2 separate regions of the Homo sapiens genome follow, and region 2 is linked to region 1. The links are chromatin loops, found by intact Hi-C in ENCODE. Cell type or tissue: thyroid gland. All regions are shown on one strand. Each heading gives the region's core, and the rest is flanking DNA. Links, peaks and the distances in the headings are about the cores only.

Evidence for each region. A loop is a pair of places that touch in the nucleus more often than their neighbours do. Peaks named below come from ENCODE experiments on the same cell type or tissue, not always from the same donor. Only the 100,000 strongest peaks of a DNase experiment are listed, where the experiment ranks them.
Region 2: a loop joins it to region 1, with 1.9 times the contacts of the local background. A loop is called at or near these places in 12 of 110 quality-filtered maps.

The regions. Positions count from the first base shown.
Region 1 is chr21:39,034,055-39,041,772 of GRCh38, forward strand. All of the region lies in intron 3 of LINC02943 (long intergenic non-protein coding RNA 2943), which reads right to left. Among named protein-coding and RNA genes, the nearest start is that of LINC02940, 19 kb to the left of the region's middle. In thyroid gland, for the core only: a CTCF peak has its summit at 3,935 (motif pointing left); no DNase peak of the experiment used is centred there; H3K27ac peaks cover 1,341 bases.
Region 2 is chr21:39,078,946-39,086,663 of GRCh38, forward strand. LINC02943 (long intergenic non-protein coding RNA 2943) reads right to left here and starts at 5,588. Exons shown (of 7, transcript XR_001755055.2): 1 at 4,216-5,588; 2 at 3,109-3,199; 3 at 1,804-1,994. In thyroid gland, for the core only: a CTCF peak has its summit at 3,785; DNase peaks (open chromatin) are centred at 4,066, 4,926, 5,316 and 6,186; H3K27ac peaks cover 3,212 bases.

The DNA of each region.
Region 1 (7,718 bases), core at 1,533-6,532:
CCTTGTCTGCATGTTAGGAATAGAGACGTGAATATTTTTACATCAGTTTTAACACCTTTGCAGGCCTGTAGGTTGGAAATAGCTGGTCAATGTCTGGTGCGTCCCAGCATGGGAGGCGCGTCCCTCTCCAGCCCCATGCGACATTCTCGGGGTTGACTTGGGGTCACAGTTGTCTGCTCCCAGTGTTTGATCAGCTTCATTTCCAAAATGGGTCACTCACAGGGCGGTGTGTGATCATGTGTGCGACGTGGCTCTTCAAAGCTGTTTCCTGGTTGGGAAATCTTCACACACACACAAAGGTCGAGTCTGCTGTCTGTCCAGCGTTGACGGTGCCTGCCACACCTCACGTCTGCACCCTCTCCTGTCCCCGCCTCCGGGCCTTCTGCCCATAGCCAGGTGTGACAGCCAGGGCTGCTGCCTCCCGATCAGGCAGTGCACAGCCCTGGGACCCCCAGGGACACAGACCTAAGGGAAAGTGAGCCCCCAAACCTGCCTTCCAGCCAGCCTGCTTGGAGGAAATGCCCTAGCTTTATTGAACACTTAATTACTTAATAAATATTAGATGATACCATTCTCCACAAAAAAAAAAAAAAAAAAAAAAGATTGAAACCCAGAGAGAGATGGGCAAGTCACGAAAACAAGAATAAAGGGGATTATTCTTCAAGGTAACAGGATATGAAGAGAAGTGCCCCCAGGCTGGTCCGCTGGAGCATTTAGGACAGCAGAAGAGAGGCCTCTTTATAATCTCCCGACCGGAAATTCACCCTCATCGCTCCCAGCTTCACATACAACCTGGAACTCCGGGGGAGATGGGGAAAGCCGGGGGGCGGCCCCTGTGACCTGGCTGACCCAGGTCTCATGACAGAATGTGAAAGACTCCTTTATTTGTAATTCTCAGTACTCCCAAGTTGTAAGCCCCGATTTTACCTACAGGTACCTTTTGAGTATTTAAAGATGTGCCAAGCACACAGTAGAGAAGTATCATAGGTGGAGCCCAGGGCAATGAGCTCAGGCCTGAGTAAATCAGCACCATCTCCCACCAGCTGTGTGACCTCAGGTAGGAGATTCAACCTCTCTGTGCTTCAGACTACACAGCTCCCAAACAGACAGAATTGCCAACCTGCCCCACAGCTATTGTCAGGGTTAAATGAGGGTACATCCATGAAGTGCTCAGAGTGGGGCGCATCCTGAGTGTCACAAAGGTTGGCAGCTGTTATTGTCTTGTTTTGATGGTTGGGTCATCGTCATCATCATCATCATGATGATTAGTATCCCCATTTCGCAGCAGTGAAAACAAAGGCTCAGGTCAGTCTGATTCCAGGGCTCCTTCTTTCTCATCTCCACTTTGCCTCCACCAATAACACCCAGTGGGGGCCCCAGTATGAAATTGTCTAACTCCTTACCTTCTTCACTATCTTTTTTCTTTTTCTGTCTCCTTTCCCCACTCTCTTTCCCATCTGTAAGCCAAAAACCCCAACATCTAGGAAAAGCCAATCATGAAAAAAGTCATCCTCCCACCAATTTGTGCCTCCAGCCCAGACCTCTCTCCCAAGTTCCCAACTTACATGTCCAACAGCCAACTCCACACCTCAGCCTCAGCATCTCACACTCCCTTCGCCCAAGACTAAACTCCTGCTCTTCATACACAACTTGCTGCCTGCAAAGACCTCCCCATCCCCAGTGACGCCATCCTTTTGGCTGCTCCAGCCAAGAGCCCTGGAGTCCCTGTCCATTCTCCTCTTGCTCTCACTCCCTCCTTCCCCTCTTCCAATTGGTCAGGAAGTCCTGCTGGCCCTTCCTTCAAAGTAAACCCAGGAGCCAACCACTTATTATCCTCCCGCTCTGCTCGCTCCTGGATTCCTGAACCAACTTCCTGGCAGTCTCCTAAGGTCAAGTGGCATCTGTCTTCTACTCAGCCTCCTGTGTGGCCCCCATATCACTCAGCGCTAACTGCAGGGGCCTCATCGTGGTCTCCACAACCCTGTGTGATGCCTCGCCCACATCTTCCCTCTTCCATCCATGCCTCCTGTCCCCACCGTAGTGGCCTCATTGCCCCAGCTCAGGGGCTTTGTCCCAGCTGCTCCTTTGCCCTGGAACCCACCTATTGCAGGGAGCTGTTTGGCTTCCCAGCACCTCCTCTAAGCTCATATCCCACCTTCTTTTCCCTCCGGGGCCTACCCTGACCACCTGCAGTGGGTTGAATCACATCCTCCCCAACATTCATGTCCATGGGGAGCCTGTCATTGTGACTTTATTTGGAAATAGGGTCTTTGCAGATGTAATTAAGTTAAAGATTTTGCAATGAGATATCCTAGTTTTAGGGTGAGCCTAAATCCAATGATCGGTGTTCTTATAAAAAGAGGATAATACACACAGAGATACAGAGACAAGGCCATGTGAAGATGGGGACAGAGACTGGGGTAATGGGGCCACAAGCCAGGGAAGCCTGGAACCACTAGAAGGTGGAGGAGGTAGGGAAGGATCTTCCCTAGAGCCTGCAGAGGGAATGCAGCCCTGCCAGCAACTCGATTTTCGATTTCCGGCCTCCAGAAGTGTGACAGGATAAATTTCTGTTGTTTTAAGTCACACAGTTTATGGTGCTTTATCAGGGCAGCCCTAGGACCCAAGTCCACTGTCCTATTGAACATCGAAGCCTGTCCCACCCCTCGATCCCCATAGCCCCATGTCTTCCTGCCAGTCTCTGCCACTTCTTTGTCCTCGTGCAGTTACCACTGCTGGCACGTGCTGTCATTTCTGCCCAACTGTGCTTATTTTTATCAGCCGTCTCCCCACACTGGGACCAAAGGGCTATGAGAGAAACTTCTTTGTCTTGATGAGCCTGGCAGTTCACAGGGCTGAATCAATATCTGTTCAATCAATAATGGAATAATAAACAAACTCCTAAGGAATTGGAAAGGACCAGAAAACCCTTTCAGAATCTACATGAACTCTCCATCTTCCTCCTCAGCCACCTTCATTTAACTTCATCAAACTGACAGCCAGCTTTGAAAACTAATGCTTTCTAGTTTTTGTTCTATTGAGTTTAGTGACAAGCATCGCAATAGTGATTGTATCTACTATACTTCCCTGCACATTCCCTGTGTGGCTGGTAGAATCAATCAGCTCTTCTACAGCAAGATGGAAGAGTACTTGTCACTAAACCCAGGAAGCAGAGGTTGCAGTGAGCTGAGATCATGCCACTGCACTCCAGCCTGGGTGACAGAGCAAGACTCCATCTCAAAAAAAGAAAAGAAAAGAAACACTGCAGAGAGCTGCTGGTGGAAAGCGTCCCTCGTCACGCCCCCTCCCAGGCTCCCCATTGCGTGGGATCTAGTGTGGTGCACTGTGCCCCACCCAGCACAGGCAAAGAAGAGAAACTGATCTTACCAGCCACTCAGGGTCCTTTCACAACCACACACCTCAAAGAAGGATAAAGCCATCCATGAGTAACCCCAAGTCACCATAAGAGGTGCCCTTACTTCAGAGCTAACCTAGCCTCTGGGAGCCAAAAAGAGCAAAGAAAGCCCCAAGACACGGATCTCAGCCCTTTGTCACTGGATGGTGTCCTCCCAGCCTGCTCACTCCTATGGGGCAGGGGGCCAGAAGCAGGGGACAGCTTCCCTCTAAGATCTGCACAAAGAACACTAGGAGGGCATTTGGGCAGTGAGTTGTCACCTACAGATCAGAGGTTGAACGAGCTCACTGGGACCTCCCTTGGCTCCAGTTCACTAAGGAACATGAAATGCTTTAGGGAGCATGGAGTACATATGCTGGGAAGAAAAGATCCCCAGCAAAGCAAGGAGAGCCAGTGCCAACATCGAATGGTGACCGGAAAGGCTAACATCCATTTATCCAGCAAGTCAGGCCGCCTCGGAGTCCTCTGCCTGCCCCAGGCCGCTATTCCCAGGCCAACCCAGGGCCTCTCCTTCTGGTGCAGGGGTTCTCAAGATGGCGCCCCCTCCTGGTTCTAGGTGGGCAAGGGTCAGGCCCTCCTACCTGGGTCCCTCAGTCCTGTCCACGTTCCAGGGTCTCAACCTCAGCCAGGGGCCTGGAGGGGCCTCTTGAGGACACTCATCTGTACCCTGGTCTCCTCTCTAGCTGCCCCACTTTCAGCCTACAGGTTGACTCACTGGGAAATGATTCCTACGTCATTTCCTGCATCCTCTCTGCTTTATGGAGAATCTGTGATGTCTGAACAGGAGGCCTGGCCCTGGGGCCTGTCTCTGACAACATCCCGACTCCTCTGAAAGGTGCAAATGACACGTCCTTCTCTGCAGAACTTCTGTCTTGGCTGGGCTGTGGTAGCCAAAGCCCCTGGGCTTCACGTTCTTCTAGAGAAGTGCCTGCCATGCCCAGCCTAGAAGGCTGGCTCCCAACGCTAAAAGGAAGCTTTTCTCTCTTAAGAACCCAGCTTTGTAAATAAAAGCCTCCTGTGTCGTTATTATTGTTCTTTTAGGTAATTTTTTTCAAGTTGGCATTTTGAAATAATTTCAAATTTACTGAAGAGTTGCAAAAATAATACAGAAATGTCCTATATAAACTTTGCCTACCTCCACCGATGTCTTAAAATTATTAACAGCATTGTTAACACAATCATCCCGTCTTAGCCTCAGTTTCACTTTCTGAGGTTTCAGTTACCCGCCATCAACTGTTGTCCAAAAATATTAAGATATTTTGAGAGAGACAGAGGGAGAGAGAGATCATATTTACATAACCTTTAGTACAGTACATAGAAATCATATTTACATAATCTTCAGTACAGTATATTGTTATAATTTTTCTATTTCATTATTTATTATTGTTATCGATCTCTTACTGTGCCTAATTTACAAATGAAACTTTATCATAGGTATGTGCATATAGGAAAAAAACATACAATGTGTAGGGTCCAGTACTCTCCGAGGTCTCAGGCAGCCCCCGGGAGTCTTGGAACAGATCTCCATGGATAAAGAGGGCTGCCATATTTGAGGAAAGGAAAATGCATGAAGTAACATTTCCAACTTTTGTCTCGTCAACTAAACTGAAACTTTGACACACGTCTATGTAATAGAATGAGAAACATGTGCTTCTGAAACATTTTGAAAGTGATGCTTTTCTGTCAGTACTCAACCCTTTTCTTTCAAGACTCTCATGCTTGAGATATCTACAAAGCCCATATACATTCCTCACCTGCATTTAAAAAGCCGCTACTGTCCATTCCTCACCCTTTGTTGCTTGAGAGCTTCCCCAGAGATGTAAGCCAACCATGCTACCCCTCAGAAGCTAAACAGCACCTCCTTCTTGTAGGAGCTCCTTTAGGGGTGACTCGGGCTCCAACCTAATGGATTTGCACACTCAGGCACTCTCTCGGGGCATGTTCACAGCACATGAAACCTGTCCAAAGACAACTATTAAAATTCTAAAATTCCACCCTCTGTCCAACAAGTTTCTGAACACTTGGTCTCTATGCCTCCCTGCTAAAAACCAAGCTAAAGAGATGAACCATGGATCAATAGAGGTTTGCTTTGCTGAGCCAACTAGTGAGGACTTGGGTTGGTGCCTTTCTGCATTTATCATGGTTACATGGTCATTAAGGGTGACATTTGTTAAAACTGAAAAGTCATTAACCCCAGGGGCAGGACTGCCCCCGGTTCACAGTGGGGCTATTCCCTGTCTAGAAAAATGAAGGGGTTTTAGTTAAAAGGATTTGAGCTGCTTGCCATCTGGATTTTATTTTGCTTTTCTATTATTTTTAAGCAGATTTAATGTTTGAATGGGTAATGCATCTACATGATATCAAAAAGTTTAAGAAGGTGTATATATGAGCAGTTCCTTCCCTTTCCTCTCTCACAGTCACGTTATTCCCACCATGGCCTATGAGTTTCCATTCTTAATAGACGGTTTTATAGTCTTCAAAGGTTACTACACGAATACAAGCAAAGGTATACTCCTGCCCCCACCACAAAGACTGGCACTCTACAAAACTTGCTCTGTGCCTTCATTTTTGATTTAACACTACTTCTTGGAAATTTTTCCCCAATGGTACAAGAAAACACATTTTTGTTTGTTTCAGCCCTATTGTATTCCATTTATATAGACAACATACTTAACTAGTCTTCTCTTAGGGGACAATTACATGGTTGCCAACACTGCAATTATAAAACGACACAAATCTATGTGTCAGATGGTATCTGTTCACTAGCGACTAGGATGGTGCCAGAGGAGGGCACGGAAATGGTAAACAAATCACATGTGGGGGGACCCTCAAAGGCTGTGTCTCAGTTGTGAAAAACAGATTTTCATCAGGCAGTACACATCTATACTCCATTTTACACTTTAGATGGAGCTAAAGATGTTTCCCTCTCCACCTGAGTTCTGCCAGAAATGTGTCTGAGAATTTGCCCCCAGTCTAAGGACATGAAACCCCTTGTTCCCAATATACAAGCATGGAGGGGCACCACAGATTAAAGTAAGATCAATGTTACCAGAACAATAAAAGGGCTCGCTAGCACCTTTAAATTTCCACTAATACTTTATTATTTTTACTCCAAACCCTTTGTTACGTTAAGAGACAGCAAATTCCAAAGAACAAACTAATTTTAGCCAGAGAGAGCACAAGCAACATGCCTATCCGGGAGGAAGTGCTCAGGAAATGATAGCTTCAGATAATACACCACCCATATCCTACTTCCTATAGTCAGAAAAAAAGAGCACTAAAAAGTCCCTCAAAACACACAAAGAAACACTAAAAGGAAAGTCCAATGCCTGCAGCCCACCTCAGTTTCCTTCAGTCCCCAATTTCTAGGTTAATGCTCCAAGATCACAGCCAGACTTCAGGCCCAGGCCTCACCATAGCACTAGATGTTGCTTCTAGAATCAAGCACTGAGTGGCTTCTAGAACTGAGGCACTACATCAAACCTTCAGAAAGGCCAACGCCCGTGGTTCTCAAAGTGTGGTCAGGCCAGGGACCCCTGGGAGTCCCCAGACCCTTTCAGGGTCCCCATAAGGTCAAATGATTTTTATAATCATACTAAGATGTCATCTACCCTTTCCACCCTTACTCTGTAAGTGTGCAGTGGAGTTTTCCAGAAGTTTTGTGATGTGTGGTAGTGCAACAGATTGAGTACAGAGTCAGATAGGAGAATCTAGCCATCTTCCAGCTGTTAAAGAGACTTGAAAAAATGTAAAATCATACTGCTCTTCTTATTAGACCATTTTGCCCTTAAAAATTTAGGGTTTTTTAAATAAAAATGTTATTTATATCAACATGTAATAAGTTTATTATGTTAAATGAATAAATGTTTTTAAATGTCTTAATTCCACTTTCTAATATGGTAAAAAAAAAAATGCTCAGCTTACCATAATACACACACACAAAAAAAAGCTCTTTGCTGTCTTCAATAATTTTTGAAAATGTAAAGGGGTCCCAAAAACAAAAAGTTGAGAACCACTGCCTCTACAAGAAATGAAGGTATGCCGATGATCAGCTCATTACCATGAAGTGCTAGGGGGTCAGTGAGCCTGCTTTCTCAGGTCACTCTTCCCTTCTTCATTTTCCTAGCACACAGCACAGTGCCTGCCCGGGGTGGGTGTCCCATGCATGACAGAGGAAAGGAGGGACAGCATAAGGAAAGCAGGAAGACCTTTCCATTGATTATTATTGAATAACACAACTAAGTCAAATCTAGAAAAACTCTCTGAAAGTAAATGGCAAGTTATTCTGGGTGCCCTGCTTACC
Region 2 (7,718 bases), core at 1,573-6,572, 45 kb after region 1:
GAACTTTGTGGGGCCAAAACGGGCAGATTGCTTGAGCCCAGGAGTTAAAGACCAGCCTGGGCAATGTACCGAGATCCCATCTCTACAAAAACTTAAAAACTTAGCTGGACATGATGGGGTGAACCTGTGGTACCAGCAGCTACTCAGGAGGCTAAGGAGGGAGGATCGCTTGAGCCCAGGAGGTCAAGCCTGCAGTGAGCCATGACTGCACCACTGCACTCCAGCCTGGGCAACAGAACACAGTGAGACCCTCTCTCAAAAAACAAAAACAAACAAATAACCTTGTCTCCAGAAGAGGCAAATGAGAGGCAGGACAGCACAGAGACGGAAAACTCAGGTCTTGGGGCCTGGCAGGTCTGGGTTTGAAGGCCGCTCTTTCCCCCTTTAGCTGAGGGACCTGGTGCATGTCATTTCTTAGAGGAGGCTGAGTTTCCTCAACTGTAAAACCCGGTTAGAATAGTACCAGTTTCATAGGATGGCTGTGGGATGGAATGAGACACGCCATCTGTAGTGGTCACACAGAGCCACGAGCTATTAGTAAGTCAGTTGGCCTTCCCACCTGGCCACTCTCTTGCGGCTAAACAGAAGAAGGTGCAGAAACACCACAGAGATGGCTCATAAGTGCCACGTGGGGCTATGGATTCAATTAAAAGAAAAAATAAAGTCTGGAGGAAATGGAGGCAGGCAGAGGTCAGGGACAGGAGAAAAGGCGAAAAAGCACAAGTGGGGCACCCAAATGCGGAAGCCACTAGAAGCGGCGCCCCAACCCCACCCCTGCAAGAGCCTCCAAGAAACACTTGGCTGCGTCACAGGCTTCACCCCTTCCCGCCCACACGCCTGCAAGATCCTGTTCTCAAGCTGCAGTCTTTGCAGAGTCGCAACCCACGAACAAGTTACGAAATCCATTCCAATGGCCGCAGCCGGCAATGGACAAACATGAAACTAGAACAGGTCAGAGTGCATAGCACATCTGGGGGAAATACTGTATTGTTGAACCTTTTCAGTAATACGCACATGTGTATACCTGCTTATGTCATCTACATAAGGATACAGGCGCACTTACGAAGACTAGAATCAACAATGTCAGCGTGCAGTGTGCATAGTGTATGGTAAGAGTAAGTACTGGTCGGGCGCGGCGGCTCATGCCTGTAATCCCAGCATTTTGAGAGGCCAAGGTGGGAGGATTTGATGAGAACAGGAGGTCAAGACCAGCCTGGCCAATATAGTGAGACTCTATCTCAAAACAACAAAGAAAAAGGTGGAAAAAAAGGAGTATTATTCAGATAAACCTTTCCTATTATATATATGTATACGCAATGTATATATCATACATTCACACATATACACATATGTACGTATGTATATATATATACATTCACACATATATACATATCTACATATGTATATACACACATCCACACATATATACATATGTACGTATGTATATACATATTTTGTTAAATTGTTTTTGGTTTTACACATATGTATATGCACACATGTAATAGAACATGGGCTTCTTGCTGTCAGTTACAGCCAGGGAGATTGAAGCCGCTGGCTAAAGCACCCTTCAGGAGCAGCTCTCAGGGCTCTGGGAGCCCCTGGCAGCTCTATCCTGTGGCTCCACCGTGCTGCCAGGGAGAGCGAGCAGGGCAGAGGCCAGCCAGCAATGGCTTTCCCTGTGGGGAGCAATGGGATGTTCATCTATTTCCTGAAGAGGCCAGGGCATAACATTAATTCTAAATGGAACAATTAAATTCCAATTAAAAATCAATTTTAAAATGTGAAAAAGTAATAGGTACCAACCGATGTCTCTTTGCATCCGTGAGACTTTCCTGGTCCCCTATGCCAAAGTTATAAGCAAAGCTCGCACCAGAGAAAGTTCCGATTTTTCATGAACCTGAGTCAGATTCTCTGGAACCAAAGATTAGAGTATTGATTCTTCCAGCATTCAGCACATCTGATAGCACCCAGGGGGTTATAAATGGCAACAAATCCTGTGAAACATCAGCCCAGAGAATACCGTCTTTATTTTACAACACTTACAAAGAGATCCCCTAAGGTTTATTTTAAAAATAAATAACATTATAAAAAGCAATTTTAGTCACCAGCCTGTTACAGCAAAATATCTGAGCCCCAGAATCCTAGGCAGACATCATCACCAGCCCGTGTGTGATTAGGAAAACGGGGTCTGGTGAGGGTGGCGCCCCACTCAGTTGAGAGGCTCCCCTCTCAATCCCTGTCCATTTATCCTGCTGGGAGCTCTGTGGTTTGGGTCTCTATGTCTTCCTTTTTTTGAGGTGTTCAATTTTTCCCCAAGTCAAAAGGGGTGGCATCCTTCTAAGTCACCAGCTAAGAACATCAAAAACCCCAGGGCTCCATGTCCTGCTGAAGGTCAGGGCGAGGTCTCCGCCCCTCAGCACCAGCCCTCACTCTCCTTCCCCCTCCATAAGAAGGAGGGCCAAGTGCGGTGGCTCACGTCTATAATCCCAGCACTTTGGGAGGCCAAGGCAGGCAGATCACGATGTCAAGAGATCGAGACCATCCTGGCCAACATGGTGAAACCCCATCTCTACTAAAAATAGAAAAATTAGCTGGGCATGGTGGCGCGTGCCTGTAGTCTCGGCTACTCGGGAGGCCAAGGCAGGAGAATCGCTTGAATCTGGGAGACGGAGGTTGCTGTGAGCTGAGATTGCGCCACTGCACTCCAGCCTGGTGACAGAGCAAGATCCCATCTCAGGAAAAAAAAAAAAAAAAAGAAGGAGGATGAGAAGGAGAAGGAGGAAAAGGAGGAGGAGAAGGAGAAGGAGGAGGAGAAGGAGAAGAAGGAGAAGGAGAAGAAGGAGGAAGAGAAGGAGAAGAAGGAGAAGGAGAAGAAGGAGGGGGAGAAGGAGAAGAGCACAGGTGCCAGGCAGACATTCCTGGTAGGGAAGCTCTCATTCGAGGGGTCTAATCACAGACCCCCAAAGTGTCCTGTCTGTGGACAGAATTCCAGCAGTCTGGAACTTGCATAGAGAAACTATGACTTTTTTTTCACTAATCTCTAGCTGAACATTAGCACTTCCTTCCATCGTGAATGTACACAACAAGCCACAGAAGCAAAAACAGTACCTGGTACTTGGTCACCAGTTAGAAATCACAGCTACTTTCATATGACACTACATCTGTTCCAGGAATCTCAGGATAGCGTTCATGCCCATCACTACATGGAAATGAGAGTAGTTATCAGGACTGTTGATGGATCTATGAAAAAATTAATTTTTTTTAAAGAGCACAAATTAAAAAAAAATATTTGGGTAACTATGTATCAGTGTAATTGATTTCCTTTGTAACCCAGAGTGTTTTCTTTTATACATTTAAAAGCATTCTCCTAATAAGGGGTCCATAGAGGTCATGGCACCCAAAGAGGAAGGAACCCCTACCCTCATCAAAAACTCAGCTCACGGGGCTGACACACACAGGAGACCCCTAACCAAGGCTGTGGGCCAAGTGGGTGCAGACTCCGAGAGAGGCTGCGGGGAGATGGCTGCTCCTCAGTCATCCATCAGCATCTTCACCACATTCACACTTTATAATAACTAAACTGACTCAAAGCGTTTTGTGGAGCAGAAATGGATGATGATAAATGTTTTATTCTCACATAACAGTTTACGGACGGTACGCAAGCCACTGCACTAGAACCCCACAACTGCTAGGCTGGCAAGCTGAGTATGTTGTCATTTCTTAAATAAAGAAACTGAGACGCAAAGGAATGTAATGCTTTGTTCAGAGTCATTGAACCCACCTGCCGGTGGCAGAGAAAAGCCTCACAGCTGTCTTCTGACGCCAAGTCCCGGCACCTGGCTGGGCTGCCGCTCCAGGTGCGGGCATATACTGCGCATGCGCTCTGTGCTGGCCTCCCCACCCCTCCCCCGTCCCTCCGGCCCCGCCTTCCACACCCCTGTCCAGCCCCCTGGTATGAACTTAGGTGCATGGGACACCCTGTGACGACGATCATTAGGACAAGTATGCACTTGCTTATTGGCCTGGGAGTCCCTTGGCTTCTCACAAGCTTGAAGCGCTGCGCCCCCATTGTCCCAGTGCTATGACAAGCCATGCAAAGGTAAACAATAACTAGTGGTCACAAGGCGGGACAGTCCACTTTCCCCAGAATATCTGCAAAAATGCATGCCAAAGGTAGTAAGCCATTTCCATTTTCCGACCCGCTGCTGCACTTACAGTCCTCCTGCTCCTCCAGCTGGGTCTCCCAATAAAATCCAACGCCTGGAGAGGGAAGGTTCTGGCTCCTGGCCCGTCACTGGGCTGGCCTGGATGGTGGCCTGGTGATGCCGGGGAAGCCAGCTTCATCCACGCCAGTCCTCTCATCTCCCCGTGCAGGGAGTAGAAAGGACACTTTCCTCCCATCTCCCCGTGCAGGGAGTAGAAAGGACACTTTCCTCCCATCTCCCCCGTGCAGGGAGTAGAAAGGACACTTTCCTCCCATCTCCCCGTGCAGGGAGTAGAAAGGACACTTTCCTCCCATTTTTATGGATTCAAAAACAGAGCCCACCAGTGTGTGTGCGAGCCGGGTTGGCACCTGAGTCCCCACCCCACCCCTTGGTTCAATGTAGGACAAAGAGGGCTCACGGGCTCCACGCCTGCTGCATGAGACTGAATTATCCTTCCTCTCTGTTTTACAGTCATGATTGCCCTGCAAAAGAACTTTCCGGCAAAAACAGCCCTTCGTCCTCTTCCCCCGTCTTCTGACCTCTCAAATTTCCCTCCAGTTTCTGGAACTTCTTTGAAGGGAATCTCCCTAAACTACTCGTCACAAAATTACATGGGGTGGAGCTGGAACATTTTTGTTTAGGATGCAAGATCCTGTTTAAACTGCACTCTGTTTTGCAAGCTCTGGTGTTTAGCCTCTCTATATCTCCTGGGCTTGTGGGGGTGGGGCAGGGGTGGGAGTGGCGTGACTCACTGCAGCAGGTTGCATAAACCTTATTGGTGCAAGATGAGTGAGAATTCAGGTGCACATCTTTGAATGACCACCTGCATATCATCAGCCCTTGGATAGCATCTCTACTTTCTTGGGAGATTGGAGGTAAGGATACAAAACACCACAGAGACTCACCGAGTCTCTAAGCAAAAAAGAGTCAACAGCAGCTGAATGTTGGTGGGCAGGGACACCCTGTGACGTTCAGGTGAAGTTCAGGACCCAGCCCTGTTGAGTTTGAGCAAGGTCAACATTTTCCTAACATCTTCTGGGTATTTCCACAGTTGAGAATACCAAATGATGTGGGCAGCTTGCTGGGTGCCAAGTACAACATGACGGACCCACTTACTGGGTCCATTTACTGCCAAGCCGGGCACTTACTGGGCCCACGCTAGTGGCTGTACTGCTGTGTGGCCAGACCTGGCTGTGGGAGGTGGGAGGTAATCAGGGCTTCACAAAGAGAGAACAGACATTTCCTCCACAGTGAAGGAGGAGCTGCCACTCCCACCTTCCCTCCACCTTCTGGCCAGTGTCTCTAACATGCTCAGCACAAGTGTCACCTGGGGTGCCTGCTAAAGATACAGGTTCTAATGGCTGTAATCCCAGCACTTTGGGAGGCCGAGGCAGGCGGATCACAAGGTCAGGAGATCGAGACCATCCTGGCTAACACAGTGAAACCCCGTCTCTACTAAAAATACAAAAAATTAGCCGGACACAGTGGCGGGCACCTGTAGTCCCAGCTACTCAGGAGGCTGAGGCAGGAGAATGGCGTGAACCCGGGAGGCGGAGCTTGCAGTGAGCTGAGATCACGCCACTGCACTCTAGCCTGGGCAACAGAGTGAGACTCCATCTCAAAAAAAAAAAAAAAAAAAAATACAGGTTCTAGACCCTGTCCCACAGCTACAGAAGCCAGCTTCCCACTCTGGGCAGCTGCCATTCAACAAGCACCCCCATATGCCCGTGGTTCTCGAGTACTGATGGGCATCAGAATCTCCAGACACTTGTCAAAATCCACGCCTTTACATTTACCCCAGTCTATGAATCAGCATCTCCAGAAACCAGGCCAGGTGATTCTCAGGCATCTAAAGTTTGAGATCCTACTTTGGATGAGTGATTTTCAAAGTGGAGTCCCCAGACAAGCAGCTCCTGTGTCACCTGGGAGCTTGTTAGGCACATTCTTGGGTCCCACCCCAGACCTCCTGAGTCAGAAACTCGGGATGAGGCCCCACCCTCCAGGTGAGAGCCACTGGAGTTAGACTGTGAGCTTCCCAAGGCCATGCACTTGTCCTGGTCACAGCTTAGAGTGTGGTACTTGGTGCTGAGTCAGCACGGGGGCTCTCCCTGGCTTCTAAGAGAAGTGAATGAGTTTTCCTCACCACTGACTGCCCAGGACACCCCATCTGGGCCAGAAGGAGCTGCCTGCTGTCTCCTTCTCCCAGGGGCCAGAATACAGCTCCTTAGGCACCTGTATTTGCAGGAAAGGCTGCTGTATGGGGAGAGAGCAGGCCTTGCCCTCAGTTTGGCTAACTTCTCACAGCTCCAGTTTCATCTATCTTGCTCTACCGCTGCAAAAGAATTGCCCCATGCCTTATGCATTTTGCCTCAGAGTCCCAGGAGTGCAATGTCCAATGTGGGGTGTGCTTTCTCTACTAGCTTAAAGTACAGAACAAATACCCCTCTGCTCCTATATGAACATGAACTGTTCATTCTAGTGATGGCTCTGAACAAAGCCGGGGGTCCCCTTTAAGTTGGCTTGAACATTTGCATTTCTGTTCCAGTCCTACTCATTTACAGATAACACACGGAGCCCTCCAAGCCCTTGCCACCCCTTTCCAGTCCTATTCCACTCTTCCCTCACCCTTCCCAGACCAGCTCAAGCACCCCTCATCCAGGAAACTTCCCCAGCCCTTTCCAGCTCTGGCTGATCTACCTGCTCTCCAAAGGTGAAGAAGCCGTTGCCTTCAGTGAGAATTTGGCACTTTGGGGCTCTCTTGAACCTTTGTCTTATTTCCCCAATAAAAGTGATAGTCCGATCAGGGCAGGGTCAATATTTATTGTCTTATTTTCATTCCGTCAAATTACTCAGCACCCCAGAGAGTTTTGATCATGAAGGTGCTCAGTAAGTGTTGGATGGCAGCATAGAGGTCAATCACAAAAGCAAGAAACCACACAGCCACTGCTGCAGATGAATGTCTCTGGATCTGCCCACACCCTTAGAATGGTTCCAGATCAACTGGGCGTCTGTCCAGCAGCCTAGGAGTGAGCTTTGGATCCTTTACAAAAACAAGAAGGCAGTAGCACCCCCTGAAAACCATGCCTTACAGTTAACCTGCCTCTAAGGTACAGGCCCTTCCAACCTGCTGTTTAGCAGGGAGAAGGGGGCCAGGCATGGTGGCTCATGCCTGTAATCCCGACACTTTGGGAGGCCAAGGCGGGTGGATCACTTGAGGTCAGGAATTTGAGACCAGCCTGGCCAACATGGTGAAACCCTGTCTGTACTAAAAATACAAAAATTAGCCGGGCATGGCGGTGCACACATGTAATTCCCAGCTACTCAGGAGGCTGAGGCAGGAGAATCACTTGAACCAGGGAGACAGAGGTTGCAGTGAGCCGAGATCAGGCCACTGCACTCCAGCCTGGACAACAGAGCAAGACTCCGTCTCAGAAAAAAAAAAAAAAAATAGCGGGGAGAAGGACCTTGGATTTGGCTTCAACAGACCTATGTTCAAATTAATCACTACGTATT